Regions from separate parts of the Homo sapiens genome. Here region 2 is linked to region 1. A link is a contact called in ENCODE Hi-C data. All regions are on one chromosome and are shown on one strand. Each heading gives the region's core, a stretch centred on a gene start or an enhancer-like site at or near the end of the contact. The rest is flanking DNA. Distances are from core to core; before and after follow the strand shown.

Region 1 (4,296 bases), core at 1,033-3,532:
GCTAATTTTTGTGTTTTTAGTAGAGACGGGTTTTGCTGTGTTGCCCAGGCTGGTCTCGAACTCCTGGGCTCAAGCAATCCCAAAGATCTCAAACTTTTGCCCCCCAAAGTGGTGGGATTACAGGCATGAGCCATTGCACCCAGCGTGCCTGGCTTTTTTTTTTTTTTTTTTTTTTTTTTTTTACTTTTTGTAAAGATGGGTCTCCCTGTTGCCCAGGCTGGTCTCCAACTTCTGGCCTCAAGCAGTTCTCCCACCTCAGCCTCCCAAAGTGCTGGGATGACAGACCCAAGCCACTGTACCAGGCCAAGTTCATCTTTTCTGCTGGTTTCCCTCATGTGCTGGAGCAGGTCATCAACGTCCCAGCCTGGGCCATATGCTGACCTCTGAACCACTGCCCAGGCTGTGTGGCCAGGCCCAGGCCATCAACCTCCCAGATGACTCTCAGAGGGTTCTCAAAGCAGGAGTGATGCTAGGCCGGCAGCTGCTACAGACACATCCCCATGGGTGGTAGTGTGCACTCATGCCGTTCCTCACCGTGGACCTGTGACTCCTCCAGGAGGATAAAGGACAGATTTGGACCCTGCTAAGACCCCAGGGCTCCTGGGGTCTTGGTGCTATCAGAGGGCCTGTTGACATCACCCTGTCCCCGCCTCAGTTACAACAGTGGAGGCCAGTCTGGGCCAAACAACCTGATCTCCACATTCAAGTTCTAGCCCTCATCCAGGGGACCTTTGCACTGCCTGCTGCTCCCTCCTTCCTGGCTTCGCTAGGCTCTGGACCACCTGCACCAGCGCAGCCCTGCCCAGTCCCAGGCAGAGCCTGGCACCCTCTCCACCGCTGGCCCAGCCCCCTCCTTGTATCCTACCTGGAATTTTTAGCTCTCTGTGTAACCACGAGCTTAGTGTCTGCTTCCCCTTCACTTGTAAGTGCCAGGAGGGCAGGGCCAGATCTGTTCTCATTCATCAATAAGTCTCTTGCACCTGCACCCTGACAGGTGTGAAGTGGGTTCTTAGGAATGAGAGAAGGAAGGAAGGAAAGCGACCCTGCATAGTGGAGGGTTGGGGGCAAACGCTGCGGCTCCTGAATCGCTCTGAGATTTCCCAACAACAGGACTCACCCAAGCCCCCTCCTTCGCTGTCGTGGAGCCTCAGTTTTCCCAACCCTCCAATGGCACAACCTCCTTCCCCCAGGGCTTGCAGAGTCGCGGTGAAACTAGGGAGGGATTATGTTAGAAAAATGCTCTAGACGAGATGTAAAAATCTTTTTTTTTTTACACGACTGAGGAGGATCCGTTTAGAATTTCAGGATTTTTTTAAGAAAAAAAAAAACTTCAAAGTGCGCAAACGTTGGGCCGGTTCTCGTGACCTTCCTCGGGAGACGAGGGGCCCAGAGTGCAGGGGGAACGGGAGGGACGGCCGGGAACCAGGGCGGAGAAACGCGGGCCTTGGTGCCTCACTGGGGGGTCGGATTCCGACCCCAGGCGTAGGAACCCCCGGGTCCCTCGCGGGCCTGCAGCGCGAGGCAGATCTGGGGAGGGGGCAGCTCGGCGCGGGTGGGGTCGGGGCTTCCTGGGGCGCCTCCAGCTTCGTTCACAACCTGCGGAACCCTCGCCTTCAAGCTCGGGCTCCGCGGCAAATCCCAGGGTCGAATTCTGCCACCGCCGCGGCGTCCGGTTTTGGCAGAGTCCTTGTCTGCCTCCGGGAGCCTCGGTTTTCTCGTCTCTCCGCCAAGCCCGGGCGTTCTCTCCACGCAGGGTGAGGGCCAGGCTTAGAGGTCTGCGGAGCTCTGAAACAAGCCTGTCACTCAGATGGGAGCGCGGCAGGAACAGCGGCTCACGCGGGTTTCCGGAGCGCGCGAGTGATGCCGGACCCCTCGCTCTGCCCCTTACGCGGCCCGTCTGACTTCTCAGCACCCCGTGGGAGGGAGCTTCCCTGGGTAGCCCCGTTTCACAGACGGGAAAGCGGAGGCACAGCGCGATCGGGCCCTGCCCGGCTTCCACGCCTACTCTGGTTGAGTCGGGGTCTGAACTCGGGCCGTTGGTTGCCCTAAGCCCCGCTCCGGGATCTGGCGCCCGGCGCCCCAGCCTTACACGCCCGACCCGCGCCTGGGAGCCGCCCCTCGGCCCCCCTCCCTGGCTCCTGGGGGCCGGGTCCCGTCGTTGTCACGACAACCGGGGGCCAATGGGAGCAGGCGGGCGGGGGAAGCCCCGCCCCTTCCCCGCCCCCTTCCCCGCCCTCTCGGAGGGCTCCGGGTTATAAGGGCTGGAGGCCGAGCGGACGGGAGCTGGAGCCCGCGGAGCCCACGGAGCCCACGGAGCCCACGGAGGAGCCCACGGAGGAGCCCCAGCGTCCGAACGGGCAGACCCCCTCGAGCCGCGAAGGAGCCCGAGAAGCAGCCACGATGTGCGGTGAGTGCCGCGCCCGCCCGAGCCGCCTCCTCCACGCCGTCCGCGGGTCCCGGCGCCGCAGCCTCTCCGCGCCTCCGCCCGCAAGCAGGCGCCGAGGACCTGGCTGGGGGCGCCGATCTGCCCCGGGCCCCTACCGAGGGGCTGTCGTCGGCCGGGCCTGGCTGCCCCTCACCCGCGTTCCCCGAGTGGCCGTCTCGGAGGTGTGGGTGGGGGATGCCCAACCCGACTCCTGGTCTCGGACACAGTGAGGGGGACCGAGGCCCGGTCCCCACGGAGGGGAGGGACCTGGTCCGGTCCGGCCTGGACCCCGTAACAGAGGGGTCCCCACCCCATGCCGACCGAGGTCGCTCTCCTCCACGTCTCCCAGTCGCCCACAAAGGCGGCCACGCGCAGGCCGGCGCATCCCGAGTGCGGGGCGCCCATCCCGACTCAGCCCGCCGCGCCCACCGAGGAGAGGAGAGGCGACCCCGCCCCGCCGTCCCCGCAGCCCGCCCGGTCGCCCCCGCTGCGTCAGTGCCTCAGGCAGGGCCTGCGCGTCCTCCTCGCGACCCCAAAGGAACGTCTGGTCCCTAGAAGGGTCGCTGCCGCGTTACCGCCTCTTTGCGCGGGGAAGAGGCAGTCACTGCCCGAACCTCGGCCCGAAGCCACGAGAGGGAGTCCGGGGCGGGGAGCGGGGCCGGGCGTCCGATTCCCGCGGCGCTCCCGCGCTGTCCCGCGTGGCTGCGGGACCGTGGGGAGGGCGGCCGCGGCCCGGAGCGCACATCTGCAATTCTTTACTCTCCTGGCTGGGCCGCCTCCGCTGGCCGGGAGAGAGCCGGGAACTTCTGCTGGGACAAAAGGTCACTGTGCTCTTTTTTTTTTTTTTTTTTTTCCTTGAGTAGGATTCGGTTACCCATTCCAGCCTCCTGTGGCTGGAGGACCTGGAGGAACTTTCGAAGCCATGAAAGGCCTCTCTCTGACTTTGCTGAGGGCCGGGGTGGGGTGCGCCCGCGGTGAGCCCTGGCCGAGGTCTGTGCAGGCCTCTTGTCTCGGAGGCCAGCTGCTCGGCAGAAGGGAACGACCTACGGCGGAGCGGGCAGCGTGCTTCGGGATGCCGCCTCACCCAGGCTGAACAGGCATCCGTGGAAATTCCTGAACCCTCAGCTAAAATCTCGTGCTCCCAGACGCCATTCTCCATGTGTAGAGCCACCTTTGGGTGTTTCTGGGGGCAGAGATGAGGCAAAGGTGGTAGTTTTGCCAGATGTCCAAGCCCTGATGTTCCACACCTCTCAGTGTAGCATTCAAGACCCTTGGCCAAAACTGGTGGCCTTGGGGCCAGACTTGTGCAGGAGACCCTTGAACCAGGAGGGTCTGCCCACAGCACCAGAGGCTCCCCTTCCCCTTCCTTTCAGATGCTCCTCTGCCCCCACTGCCACCCCTGCCTGTCATCCTCCTTCCTACTGGCATCTTGCTTTTTCCCAAGTCTCTCTGAGCTTTGGGGGGGCTCTACCTCCTCCAGCTCACAAAATCACAAGTGTTTTTGTTCTGCTTCTTAAAGGGACACACACGCGTTGTCTCCTAGGGAAAGGTTGAGCTTTGGGGTGTGACCACCTGTATCTTCAGATTTTCTGGTACTGACTTGTGGTTGTATGTGAGAAGGAGCTTGAGGTCCCCAAAGGACACCCAGGGCTCAGGAGTGGCTGCGGTCCATGGGGGTGCCCACTCGGAGCCAGAATCAAAGAGTGCGTGCTGGCTTAGGTGCCTTCTCAGAATTCCCAGATTTGCTGATTTGGGGCTGGGGGCAGGGTGGGGGAAGTGGGGAGGGCACAGCTCAGCAGGAAGTCGTGGAATCCCTGCATGGGAAAGTTATTTCCTTTTCAAGAACATCAGGAGAAAGTTTCAACTTGGTG
Region 2 (4,296 bases), core at 1,252-3,751, 300 kb before region 1:
AAGTTGGAAACTGGTAACCACTCAAACTTCCATTAATAGTAGATGGACAAATTGTGGTGTATCCTACTGTGGAAAACTATGCAGTTACGAAAATGAGCAAAGTATAGATCATCACAGCAATATAGATGAATCTCACTAATGGTGTTGAGCAAAAGAATATAAATGGTATGAAGGCACTGAGATAAAGTGGAAAAAAAAAACAACAAGCAAAATGTGAGCTAAACTGTAGGGACACAAACACACAGAGAGGAGTAATAGACACTGGAGACTCCAAAAGCAGGGAGGGAGGGCAAGAGGTAAGGACTGAAAAATCACCTTTTGGGTAGAGTGTCCACTGTACAGGTGACGCGTACACTAAAAGCCCAGACTTCACCTGTACACAATATATGAATTAAGAAATCTGCACTTATGTCCTCTAAGTATACTTTAAAATTTTAAAAGCACATTCTGGCTGGATGCGGCGGCTCATCCCTGTCATCCCAGCATTCTGGGAGGCTGAGGCAGGTGGATCACTTGAGCCCAGGAGTTCAAGACCAGCTTGGGCAACGTGGCGAAAACCCAGCTATGCAAAAAAGTCACTGGGTGTGGTGGCGCACATCTGTGGTCCCAGCTACTTGGGAGGCTGAGGTGGGAGGATCATTTGAGCCCGGGGGGTGCTGAGGCTGCGGTGAGCAGATATCATGTCACTGCACTCCAGCCTGGGTGACAAAGTGAGACCCTGTCTAAAACAACAACAACAACAAAAAAAAAACAAGTATATTCTGGGCGGGGCACAGTGGCTCATGCCTATAATCCCAGCACTTTGGGAGGCTGAGGTTGGCAGATCAGGAAGTCAGGAGTTTGAGACCAGCCTGGTCAACATGGTTAAACCCCCATCTCTACTAAAAATACAAAAATTAGCCGGGCATGGTGCCGGGTGCCTGGAATCACAGCTACTCAGGAGGCTGAGGCGGGAGAATTGCTTGACCCCAGGAGGCAGAGGTTGCATTGCAGTGCAGTGAGATCGTCCCACTGCACTCCAGCCTGGGCAACAAAAGAGAGACTTTGAGAAAAAAAAAAAAAAGTACATTCTGAAAAAAAAAGCAAAACATATATTTTGATGATAAAATGATAAACAAAAGCAGGGAAATGATAATGCCAGGGTAGTGGGCATCTTCTGGGGTTGGTGAGGGGTTTGTGATGGGAAGTGAGGGGATGTGGGGATGTCATTCTACATCCCTTGGCCTGGAGAATGGAAACACAGGTATTTGTTGCTTTAAAATTCAGGTTTATAATATGCTGATATATTATGTACTTTCCATAAGTGTGTTACATCTCATAATCTTTCAAAGCTAAAAAAAATCAATATATGATTGATAAATACCTAACTTCATGTATCGCTTGGTTACCTAGTTTCCCCAACCTTATTTGTTAAATTATCTACACTATCCGCACTGATTTGTGATTCCAGCTTAATAATATAGCCACTTCTTACCTGGATTGGAGAGAGCTGGTAGTGGTTATTGAAAATCTACTCTTGCTTTTTGGCGAGGATGAAAGGGCTTTGGGGGGCGGGGGTGGGGGGATGGAAAATGTGAATGAAACGAAAAGCAGGGAAGGAGGTTGAGACAGTCATGGTCATGGGCTTCATTATTAAACAGGAAAATTCTAGAGACAAACTGAAAAGAGAACGGAAGTCTGTAAGAGGGTTGCCAAGTCAGAAAGCAAAAGCAAAGTGTCGCTTTATTAAAAAGGTGGGGGCGGGTCCTGATTGAGCTGAGAACAAAACATCTGGGGGAGTTCTAAAGCTAGGAGGCCAGGCCTGCAGGGAGGGGGTCGGTCATCCCGGGTGTCCCGCTCACGGGTGCGGCTTCCGTCGACACTGTCCGTCGACACTGTGCAGGTAAACACTGCTGAACGGGTTTTGTTTTTGCTTTTTTTTTTTTTTTTTTGGCTCCCAGACTGGAGTGCAGTGGCGCGATCTCGGCTCACTGCAACCTCCTTCTCCCGGGTTCAAGCGATTCTCCTGCCTCAGCCCCCCCGAGAAGCTGGGATTACAGGCGCGCACAACCAAGCTCGGCGTATTATTTTATTTATTTGCTTGTTTATTTTTGAGACTGGGTCTCCCTATGTTACGCCGGCTGGTGCCACTATTTTCAAAGATGTAACATACTATTTTTACAAGGATTGCTTTCTTGTTTAGTCTAGATTTTACCGATGGAAAGAAAGGACGGAAAAGAGCGCGTGCCGCATTTTGCTCCCCTTTGCCCACCAGGCTCCATCACCTCCGGAGCGCATCGCGAGACCGTCTGCGTTACCCGCGTCCCCGCGCCCGGAGCCGCCCAGGAGGGGGCCCGGACCCTGTGGTGCGGAGCGCGCACTGCTCGGGTGCACCGGACGCCCCGCGGCGGGCTGGGAGGGACGGGGGGAGGGGGGCGCGGGGAGCGGCCTGAATCCCGGGCCCGCCTCCGGCCCCCGCCCCGCCCCGCCCCGCCCCAGGCCAGCCGGCGCCCGCGCGGACACTTTCAGCCCCGAGCCGCGGCCGCTCGGGTCGGACCCACGCGCAGCGGCCGGAGATGCAGCGGGGCGCCGCGCTGTGCCTGCGACTGTGGCTCTGCCTGGGACTCCTGGACGGTGAGCGCGGCGAACGGGCCACCCGCCCGAGCGTGGGGCTGGCCGGGGAGGGGGTACCGCGCACCTGGGGCGGGCGCTGAGACCGCTCCGCCGGGTACGGGCGGGGGACACGGTGGCCCTGGTGCGCGGACGCCTGAGGGGAGCACGGCGCTTGGGGCGCGGGACCTCGGGATGAGGAAGGGGCGGGCGGGGACCGCAGCCGGGTCAGGGCCAGGGCGGCCGGGCCGCGCCTCGGCGCAGGGGTAGCTCTCCCGGCCCCTGAATCCGCGTCTCCGTCGGTGGCTCCGCGTCCTCGGAGCCGGGCCCTGCCGGGCTGCGCGCTGAGCCCGGATCCTTCGCGCCCTTACTCGCTTCCCCGCGGGGTCCCCGCGCCGCGCCGTCCCGACCCACGCGCGCCGGAGATCCATCCCGGCCGGGCCCCGGACTTGGGTGCGCACTTCCCGACGCCCAGCGCCTCCGCTCGCGGTCGGTCCCCCAGAGGGCGCTCGAGGCGGGCTTCCCCCTCCCCGTGGCCGGCGACGGCGGGGACAGGGGCCGGGGACCACCGCGCGCCCGAGGCGGACGGGTGCAGGTGCACGCTGGCACTTGAGACGAATCTTGAGGAGGCGAATCGCGGGCTGTCAGCGCCGCAGAAGGGGCGGAAGGCCAGGGGTCCCCGGATTTGAGGGGACAGGGGCCTCGAAGGCCAGCTGAGGAGCAGAGGCCCCCGCGGGAGGGTCCCCTGCACAGGAGAGGCGGGGTTCGGTTTGTGTTGGGATGTGGCTCTGGCGGGGAGAGACGCAGACCTGAAGCGGAGGCGGAGGGGTTGGAAAGAGGGACTGTGGGGGATGAGCGGGCGGCAGAGGGAGTGGATGGAGATGTCAGGGAGGAAGCTGAGAAGATGAGCTGGGAGTCCCCACGGAGCTGGTGTCCCTGGAAATCAAAGGGTGTAAGGGCGGGGTCAGGGGTTCCAGTGTCTGAAGCCCTGAAGTCAGCGACGGGGACCTCAACATTTCTGCACGCCATAGGAATTAAATACTGGCTTTACATGCTTGTAATTCTCACAGGGAGTGTCAGACCCATTTTACACATGGAGAAGCTTAGACCAAGGACATGTGTCACTTCCCCAAGGTCCCCAGGAGGCCCAAAGTAAGCCTGACAAAGCCTGCCTTTGCTCACCACCTGTATGTCCACTGGCTGAAGGGCAGAGGACAGGAGAGGGGGCAGGTCTGGCTCAACCAGGGGAGGAGGGAGGAGAACATCTATCTGGGCCTCCGAGTCGGGCAGGCCAGATCAGGGCGCTGCCCTTGGCCCTCCTGGACCCAGCCCAGGACCAGGCTCCCACAGGTGCTCAGGATGTATTTGTCGAGTGGCTGGTAGACCTTGGTTGGACTGCAGGGCTGTAGAATGGGAGACGCTTATCCTGGAGGAGACATGGGACAGGCACCTGGGCGCAGTGTCTGAGCTGGGCTGAGTAGCTGGAGAGGAAGAGAGAGACCCGGGAGGGGAACCCTGGAGGAGGGGCCCAGAGGGCAAGGGGGCTTCCAGGGATCCAGGGAACATTCTGCAGGTATAAGGAGAACCAGGAGAGGCCAGTGTCCTGGTGCTCCCGGGTGGAGCACAGAGGGACGTGGGGTGAAGGGTGAGGAAGCTATTCCCTGCAGTAAGTAGTGACTCTTAGTGACCCAGTTATGAAGAGGAGAG

What was found. Hi-C counts contacts between places; a loop is a spot of excess contacts on that map.
Region 2: a map of endothelial cell of umbilical vein shows a loop between it and region 1 (3-fold over the local background). The contact joins the promoter of FLT4 here to the promoter of GFPT2 in region 1. A Hi-C loop is called at or near these places in 1 of 168 maps with a recorded cell type or tissue (endothelial cell of umbilical vein).

What each region holds. Positions count from the first base shown.
Region 1 is chr5:180,351,322-180,355,617 of GRCh38, reverse strand. GFPT2 (glutamine-fructose-6-phosphate transaminase 2) reads left to right here and starts at 2,282. Exons shown (of 19, transcript NM_005110.4): 1 at 2,282-2,407. The coding sequence starts at 2,401. RefSeq lists a silencer at 2,026-2,255 and an enhancer at 3,628-4,128.
Region 2 is chr5:180,647,805-180,652,100 of GRCh38, reverse strand. FLT4 (fms related receptor tyrosine kinase 4) reads left to right here and starts at 2,501. Exons shown (of 30, transcript NM_182925.5): 1 at 2,501-2,613. The coding sequence starts at 2,556.